2 separate regions of the Homo sapiens genome follow, and region 2 is linked to region 1. Evidence: read pairs that join two places in POLR2A ChIA-PET (ENCODE). Cell type or tissue: K562. All regions are shown on one strand. Each heading gives the region's core, and the rest is flanking DNA. Links, peaks and the distances in the headings are about the cores only. Region 1 holds the start of SNORA7A (small nucleolar RNA, H/ACA box 7A). Region 2 has its middle 9.5 kb from the start of CAND2.

What was found. Peaks named below come from ENCODE experiments on the same cell type or tissue, not always from the same donor. Only the 100,000 strongest peaks of a DNase experiment are listed, where the experiment ranks them.
Region 2: POLR2A ChIA-PET joins it to region 1 with 5 read pairs; 16 of 35 experiments call an interaction of 5 or more read pairs at or near these places.

The regions. Positions count from the first base shown.
Region 1 is chr3:12,837,167-12,841,410 of GRCh38, forward strand. RPL32 (ribosomal protein L32) reads right to left here. Exons shown (of 4, transcript NM_000994.4): 2 at 2,976-3,076; 3 at 2,183-2,364. The coding sequence starts at 3,071. SNORA7A (small nucleolar RNA, H/ACA box 7A) reads right to left here and starts at 3,284; the gene lies at 3,146-3,284. RefSeq lists enhancers at 2,759-3,697, 3,698-4,244. In K562, for the core only: no CTCF peak of the experiment used is centred there; DNase peaks (open chromatin) are centred at 2,597 and 4,065; H3K4me3 peaks cover 3,507 bases.
Region 2 is chr3:12,784,946-12,789,462 of GRCh38, forward strand. It overlaps the pseudogene KRT18P17. Among named protein-coding and RNA genes, the nearest start is that of CAND2, 9.5 kb to the right of the region's middle. In K562, for the core only: a CTCF peak has its summit at 2,587 (motif pointing right); a DNase peak (open chromatin) is centred at 2,616; H3K27me3 peaks cover 1,320 bases.

The sequences.
Region 1 (4,244 bases), core at 245-4,244:
ACAATCAGAGTGTACCCACCATTTTAAATGTGTCCCCCCTGGCTTGGGCATTTTCCACACTACAACACTCGAATCATTTTGAGTGGACCCACAACATTTTATCCAGCACTCTACAATTCTCTCATTATATTTTCAGTTGTTTCCAGTGGGTTATTGCTGCAATGACTAGCTTTAGTTTGCCTGCTTTTCCATTCCTTAAGGACAAATGCCCAGAAATGGAACTTAGAGATCAAACGTCAAAGAGTATTTCTATGGATCTTAAAGACTGCCAAGCTGCGCTTACAGAGCATATGCCAACCAGCCAACATGTGCACTGCAACTGAGTAATCATGTTGGCCATACAACAGGTATTGCCTGTTACAGTTCAACTCATACAGCCAACTGTGGTTTCAGTATCCACCATTAATTCCTTCGCCCATCTTTTCTAACAGAAATTTTCAGCATTTCAACGCCTGGTTAAATTTCCAATCTTGGAAGGTAACCACGTTAGAATACTGGTCTTGTTCATTTTTATTACTTGTATCTACAACCACTGTAGGTGAAAGTTATCTTTGTAAACGTAAACACAAACATCCTAGTTAGTCACACACACTCCATGTTCTTTCTAGTTTACTTAGGAAAATTCAGCTTTTTGGCTTTCATTTACCAGTAAGTGAAGAAAATAAACTGTCACTTCCCATGAGAATTTTTCATTCCACTGCCCTAGTTTTAATCTAAGCAGGTCACTGAGTCTTTTATACACAAAGCTCACCAAGTGTCTAACTTACTCAAAACACCTAGAACTAGCTGGGTGTGGTGGAGTGTGCCTGTGGTCCTAGCTACCAGGAAGGCTGAGATAGGAAGACAGCTTGAGCCCACCTTGAGTTTGGGGCTGCGGTGTGCCATGATCACAGCTGTGAACAGCCACTGCACTGTAGCCAGGGCAACACAGAGCCTGTCTATCTCTAAAATCAAACCAGGCCAGGCATAGTAGCTCATGCCTGTAATCCCAGCATTTTGGGAGGCTAAGGCAGGCAGACCGCTTAAGGTCATGAGTTCAAAACCAGCCTGGCCAACATGGTGAAACCTCATCTGTACTAAAAATACAAAAATTAGCCAGGAATGGTGGTGCACGCCTGTAATCCCAGCTCTTGGGAGGGTGAGGCAGAAGAAACGCCTGAAACTGGGCGGTGGAGGTTGCAGTGAGCCGAAGTCATGCCACTGCACTCCAGCCCCGGCAAGAGAGCAAGACTTCATCTTAAAAAACAAAAACCAATAAAACCCACCTGGAACCAATGCCCTGCAAACCCTCCATGTGCTTTCACCTCTACACCTTTGTGTAAGCACTCTCTGCCTGCCAAGTTTCCTCCTGTTCTCCATCTAATGCAAACTTTCCAGAGCCCTCCTGCCCCTGAAGATACCCCTTACCACAGCACAGACTTAAGAGCCCCTTAAGGTCTGAGGTCCATGTTTGACCTTCTCCCGCTTGTAAGCCAAAAATAAAATTCAAAGGCCCCCAGCAACCATCTGAATGCACTCCCTCCTTGAATAGGGCACTCTTGGTTTCCACAACCTCTTACTGTAGCCAAGACATTCCTTTCTAGTGATAACCAATTCTCGACGAGAAACAGAAAATCTATCCAAAACCTCGAAGTGCCGCCTTTCTGGACCAAACCAATGTATGCCTTATGTGTATTTGATTGATGTCTCATGTCTCCCTAAAATATGTAAAACCAAGCTGCTCCCCGCCCACCTTGGACACATATTCTTAGGGTCTCCCAAGGGCTGTGTCACGGGCCATGGTCAACTCATATTTGGCTCAGAATAAATCTCTTCGAATATTTCAGAGTTCAACTCTTTTGCTTGACACCTTCATAAAGAAAGCAACATTTTGGAAACAACAGCCAAAGGATATTGTAGTAGTGGAAAGTGGCTATTATTGCAGTGTTCACAAAGCAGTCTTTTCCTGGTCTTGGGTCTCTACACTTAGAAGACCAAGTCACCTCCTTCAGCAAAGGAAACACCTTGAATTCCCCAACAAGCATTCTCTAAAATCCTGCAAGGAACAACTTCTGATTCCCTCAGAGAATGTACAACACCCCCCGCCAAAATGCATCCCAAGAGTTTGTAGAGTTCCTGCCAGAAGTGCTCACACAGATGCAAACTTCTGATCACTGAAAACTAGAGGTGGGACCCAACTCACTTGTTGCACATCAGCAGCACTTCCAGCTCCTTGACGTTGTGGACCAGGAACTTCCGGAAGCCACTGGGCAGCATGTGCTTTGTTTTTTTGTTGCTTCCATAACCAATGTTGGGCATCAAGATCTGGCCCTTGAATCTTCTACGAACCCTGTTGTCAATGCCTCTGGGTTTCCGCCAGTTACGCTGAAGGAAATAATACACAGGTGGGTTAGCGTCTGTGCAGAGTGCGAACTCTTCCTTTTGGGGAGGGAAAAAAAGGACCAAATGAAAAGGAAGTATGCCACACAGTAGTTGCCTTTGGTAACAGGACTTCACTATTTCCTTACTTTTTTGGTGGGAAAAACCAGGAGCTCGTGGCTTTAGCCACTAGGGATGAAGGCACCCCCACCATTGCCACTCCCAAGCAATGGAGGAGGCACCAATGGGATGCGAGGGGACTGTGTAGATACTGAGATGGCAAGCACAGCTGCAGACACTGCTCTCAGCACCTGAGTTTTCTTGTCTATAAAATAGGGATCCTGCTGTCACAAGGCAACCCAAAATACAGGACACAAATGCAAAGCCCTCTGAACACATCAAAACGGCCAAATGTCCCTTTTCATTAAAGTTTCGCTTCACACATCAAGAGACATAAGTACCAGCACTAGGGCACACTGGGGGAGACCTGTATTTCTACAGAAAGCTCTTCCACAAGCCAGTTCATCGGTCAAAGATAATCCTGACTAGGTGATGTCAGAAACTGTTGGAAACTCTTTTCTTCACCCCACACCCATTTCCATCCCAGGACCACATACCTTAATTTTGACATATCGGTCTGACTGGTGCCGGATGAACTTCTTGGTTCTCTTTTTGACGATCTTGGGCTTCACAAGGGGTCTGAGGGCGGCCATGATGCCTTTTGGGGAAGAAGCGGCCCCAGGTGAGGAAGAATCCTGGAAGGAGGCTTTCCTGCCCAGGGACTGAACACTGTCGCAGAGTGTCTTCCAATCGCCAGCTACGGAGCAAGCTGGGAATGGAATGGGTGCCTCTGCCAGGCTTGCTTTCCCTCCCTTTCCGAAGCTGGCAGAATACTAGGCACTCTCCAGATGCGATCCCAGGAGGTCAAGGGTCACCTCACCCACTCAGAGCCCAAAGAATGCCAACAGCTGAGCAAATCAAAACTGACCCCAAGACACTCTCAATTTGCAAGGGGCAGCAAATCCCACCCCACCAGTGTCCGAACCCCCAGATGGTCCTTCCGGTAGTACTGGCCTTGACCATCTACTTGAACCTGAGTCTTTTCCTCACCTGTAAAATGAAGATGACACTGCGCGCTGAATGCCTGCAGTGCCTGTCACAGGGTAAATGTTCAATAAAACCTTCTAATTCCCTAGGGAGCTGCTGCGCTACCACACCCTCAACACACACAAAACCACCATATACCTCTGAAGATGCCTCAAACCTGGAGATCTTCCAGTATCAACTCACACCTTCCTCAGTGTGGTCTTCCGAGCCATTGATTTCCTACAGCAGCACCCCTTCTGCTCTCTTCGCAGCCATCAACTGGCCCAGAGTGGGTACTCAATGAACCACGTATTCAAAACGACTCTGCCTTCTGGCCCATGATATCCTCGAAGGCAAGGTGGGGGCAGTTGCATCTTCATATTCCCAGAGATACTACCAGAATTTCTGCCTGCAGCTGGACCAGCCGACCTACAGCTCGTCTTTCCTTGGCGGTCCCGCAGCAGCAGCCCTCGGGCCAGAGACTGCAGCGGAAGAAGCCGGCCATGGCATGAACGAATACACGTGGGCCGACATTGGTGAGCGCTGGGATCCACAGATCCCAGCTGAAAGCTGTCAAGCTGGGCCACCCCTGGTCGTCCCACGGCCCCCAGGAGACCCCGAAGTCTGGCCTCAACTAGCACCCTCCACCGCCAAGGAACAAACAAGCAGCCCGCAGCTCTGAATACAGGCGGAGGGCAGGAGGCTCTGGGACGCAAAGCCCTATCAACTCGGCGGCTTCGTTCTGTTCCTGTACACGCTCCAGTAAGCTGACAATAACAATACCCACAGACACTACCGCG
Region 2 (4,517 bases), core at 229-4,228, 52 kb before region 1:
TATACCATGTCAATGTAAAATTGTTAATAATATGGGGAACTGGATGTGAGGATATAGGAATCTTTCTACTGTGTTCACAATTTTTCCATAATTCTAAAACTGTTCTAAAATTAAAAGATTATTTTAAGAAATGTGAGGAACAAAGAACTAAAAACTGGATAGAAAAATGGGAGAAAGATATGAATAGATAATTCACAAAAAGATATAAAAAGGGCCTCCATACATTTGAAAAAAATCAAACTCATAATTAGAGAAATGCAAATTAAAACAACACCGAGATACAGTTTCTCACCCATAAGATTGGCAAAGACTAAAATGCATGACAACACATGCATTTGCATAACACATAGGCTGTGGGGCAACAGACATTTTCCTACGTTGCTGATGAGAATGCAAACTGGTGCAGCCCTTGTGGAGGAGAATTTGACAGTAGCTAAGAAAGCTACAAATGCATTTACCTTTTGACTCAGTAATCCCTCTCCTTGGAATCTACCTGAAGATAAATAAAAAATACGTGGCCGGGTGCAGTGGGTCACACCTGTAATCCCAGCACTTTGGGAGGCTGAGGCGGGAGAACTGCTTGGGAGGTCAAGTGTGCAGTGAGCAATGATCGTGCCACTTCACTCCAGCCTGGGTGACAAAATGAGACCCTGTCTCAGAATAAAAGAAAGAAAATGCATATTTATAAGGTTATTCGTTGCAGCATTATTTATAATTACAAAATATTGGAAAAAACTTAAATGTCCATAGATAGGAGAGTGGTTGAATAAACTGTGACATCTCCAGCAATGGAGTACCATATAGCTGTAAAAATGGATGAGATCTCTATGAGATGATATGGGGTGATTTCCATATATACAGTTAAGGGGGAAATAAATCAAAGTGCAAAAACGTATCCATGGCATGCTACTGGTCGCGTAAGAAAGAAGAGGTTATAGGAAGATACACATTTCTGCTCATATGTGCAAAAGAAATCTAGCAAAGGTAAACCAGAAATTAAAGAGATTGGCTACCTACAGGGGGTATGTAGGACTGGGGTGACAAGAAGGAAGGTATGGAAGTGACACTTTACTGAGTATACCTTTTTGCTTAGGTTTGACTCCAGGAACAAGAGTAATATTTCACATACTCCCCAAATAAAGAAACAATTAAAACCAACCAGACTGTTGGGGAAACCCAAGATGGAATACAAACACTAGCAAATAAACCTAACTGTATTCCAAATGAATAACAGACCATACCAAAGGGACAGAAAAGAAAAGACCTAACTTAAGTAACTGTGGAATATAGAATTTGAACTGTATTCTGTAAGGCTACAGACAAAAAGAACTCCATATAAATACTGTACTCTAGTTAGCAAATTTGTTTCTCACTGAGGTGTGGGTTAGCAATTCTGCAAGTAGTGTATATGTATACTAGGATTGAACAAATAAATAAATATAGATAATGAGAACAAGATTTATCACTGTCAAAGAAAATAGTTACAAATGGCTGGGCAAGGTGGCTCACGCCTGTAATCCCAGCACTTTGGGAGGCCGAGGTGGGTGGATCACCTGAGGTCAGGAGTTCAAGACCAGCCTGGCCAATACGGCGAAACCCTGCTTCTACTAAAAATACAAAAATTAGCTGGGTGTGGTGGCAGGTGCCTGTAATCCCACATACTGGGGGGCTGAGGCGGGAGGATCTCTTGAACTTGGGAGGCGGAGGTTGCAGCGAGCCAAGATCGTGCCACTGCACTCCAGCTTGGGCAACAGAGTGAGACTCCGTCTCAAAAGAAAAAAAAGAAAATAGTTACAAATAAGGAAAGATAGGAAAGATAGAAGGATAGAATGAACCTTTGGTGTTGGGTTGAAATCAGAGATATCAGTATGAACTTGTGGGGTTTTTTTTATAGATAGAGATGTATGTGTGTGAGAGTTAGTATACACATACATATTTCATAGCTTTGTCCTCTGAGAGGGCCTAGAAGAAATGACATCTCAGTAGCAATGAGCAAAGCCAGAACCCAGATCTTGGTTTCTAAGTGCCACTTTCCAATAAAAGGAACCAGTGCTCCTTAGAAAAGTGGATGGTGATTATAGGGTTGGAACAGGGAAAATATAAGATAAGCCTAGAACATCTTTTGTTATTAAGAAAAAAAGAAAAGAAAAGAAAGAAAGAAAATGCTCCAAAAAGAACGGGAGCTTGTCAAAGGAACATAGAAGCCAACTTGAAGGAGCTCTCAATGGGCAAACCAAGAGCAATTTGAGCAACAAAATAAATCGTATGTTATTGGATTGTAACCCAAAGTACAGAATGAATATACAGGAGACCATATGTTTATTTATTGATTTTTAATTTATTATTATTATTATTATTATTATTATTATTATTATTATTATTATTATACCTCTGAACTTTTTATTGGCCTCCTGCTCCCCAAAGGGTACCCTGCTTCTGCTGGCTTAATGTCTCAGAACTTTGGTGTCATCGGTCTCAGACACCACTTTGCCATCCACTATCCGGCGGGTGGTGGTTTTTGGATGGTTTGCATGGAGTTGCTGCTGTCCAGGGCATCACCAAGATTGAAGTCCTCGCCATCTTCCAGCAGGCGGCGGTAGGTGGCAATCTCAGCCTCCAGCTTGACATTGATGTTCAGCAGGGTCTCGTAATCCTGGGCCTGGCTGTCCCTCTGCCCAAGTCAGTGCCAGCTCCAGGTGCAGCAGGATCCCACTGAGCTGCTCTATCTGCAGGGTGTAGCGGGCCTCCACCTCCCTCAGGCTGTTCTCCAAGCTGGGCTTCAGATTTCTCACGGAGTCCAGCTTGATCTCCAAGGACTGGACTGTACATCTCAGCTCTGTGAGCATCATCTCAGCAGCTCCAACCTCCACGGACTGCGTGGTGACCACTGTGGTGCTCTCCTCAATCTGCTGAGACCAGTACTTGTCCAGCTCCTCTTGGTTCTTCTGAGCCAGCTTGTCATATTGGGCTTGGATATCTGCCATGATCTTGGTGAGGTCCTGAGATTTGGGGGCATCTACCTCCACGGTCAACCCAGAGCTGGCAATCTGGGCTTGTAGGCCTTTTACTTCCTCTTCGTGGTTCTTCTTCGTGAAGAGCAGCTCCTCCTTGAGAGCCTCAATCTCTGTCTCTCGCTGCAGCTGAGTGACATTGGTGTCATCAATGACCTTGCAGAGCCCATGGTGTCGTTCTCCACAGACTGGCGCATGGCCAGCTCTGTCTCATACTTGACTCTAAAGTCATCAGCAGCAAGATGGGCATTGTTGATCTGCAGAACGATGCGGGCGTTGTCCACAGTATTTGTGAAGATCTGAGCCCTCAGGTCCTCGATGGTCTTGAAGCAATGGCTCCAGTCTCTGACCTGGGGTCCCTTCTTCTCCAGGTGCTCCCAGATTTTGCTCTCCAGCCTCCAGTTCTCGGTCTCCAGGCTCCTCACTCTGTCCAGGTAGGAGGCCAGGTGGTTGTTCAGGCTTTGCACGGTCTCCTTCTTGTTCTGGATGCCTCCCATTCCTGCCAGACCCCCAGCCATCCCCGAGGCCAGGCCCCTGGACCCCATGCCACCCCGGAAGCTGGTGGAGCGGGACACGGAGATCCGGGAACCAGAGCCCCCAGCGACTGCAGAGACGCTGACCATGCTGCTGACCAGCTGGGCGCCATAGCTGGCACCTGGACAGAGCCCAGGGACCAGTAGTTGGTGGAGAAGGTGGAGCGACTGGTGAAGCTCACGCTGTCCGGGGAGGAGGGCGAGAAGACAGGACTCAGCTTTGCCGACAACCTATTATTATTTTTTAACAGAGATGGGGTTTTGTCATGTTGCCCAGGCTGGTCTTGAACTCTTAAGCTCAAGTGATCCTCCCGCCTCTACCTCTTCCCAAAGTGCTGGGACTACAGACATGAGCCACTGTGCCTGGCCTAGAGACCACAGATTTAAATAAATAATTGAAAAATAAATAAATGGGGGAGAAATGACCATATCTTCCTTCCAGAAGAATTTTAATAAATGTAGAAGGTGACTGGATGCAATGGTGCACTCCTATAATCCCAGCATTTTGGGAGGTTGAGATGGGAGGATCACTTGAGCTCAGGCATTTGAGACCAGCTTGGGCAACACAGTGAAACCCTATCTCTACAAAAAATACAAAAATTAGCCAGGCATGGTGGCACAAGCCTGTAGTCCCAGCTACTTAGGAGGCTGAGGTGGGAGGATCTCTTAAGCCCAGGAGGTCGAGGCTACAGTGAACTGAGATCGCATTACTGCACTCTAGCCTGGGTAACAGAGCAAGACCCTGTCTCAAAAAAAGAGAAACAGGGAAATAGAAAATCACCATTCGACAGTAATACTCATAAAAGAAAGATCCACCAATGGATGCTAAAATTAGTAGGTGGAATTTTGAGGAGAAATAGGATATTTTGGTCATCTCAAAAAATCTCCTCCAAGATATTTATCCGGTGCAATTTCTCAAGTTAATAAAATTTAAATGCAAATTTACAAAAAGTATAAAATTATTAATTATAAG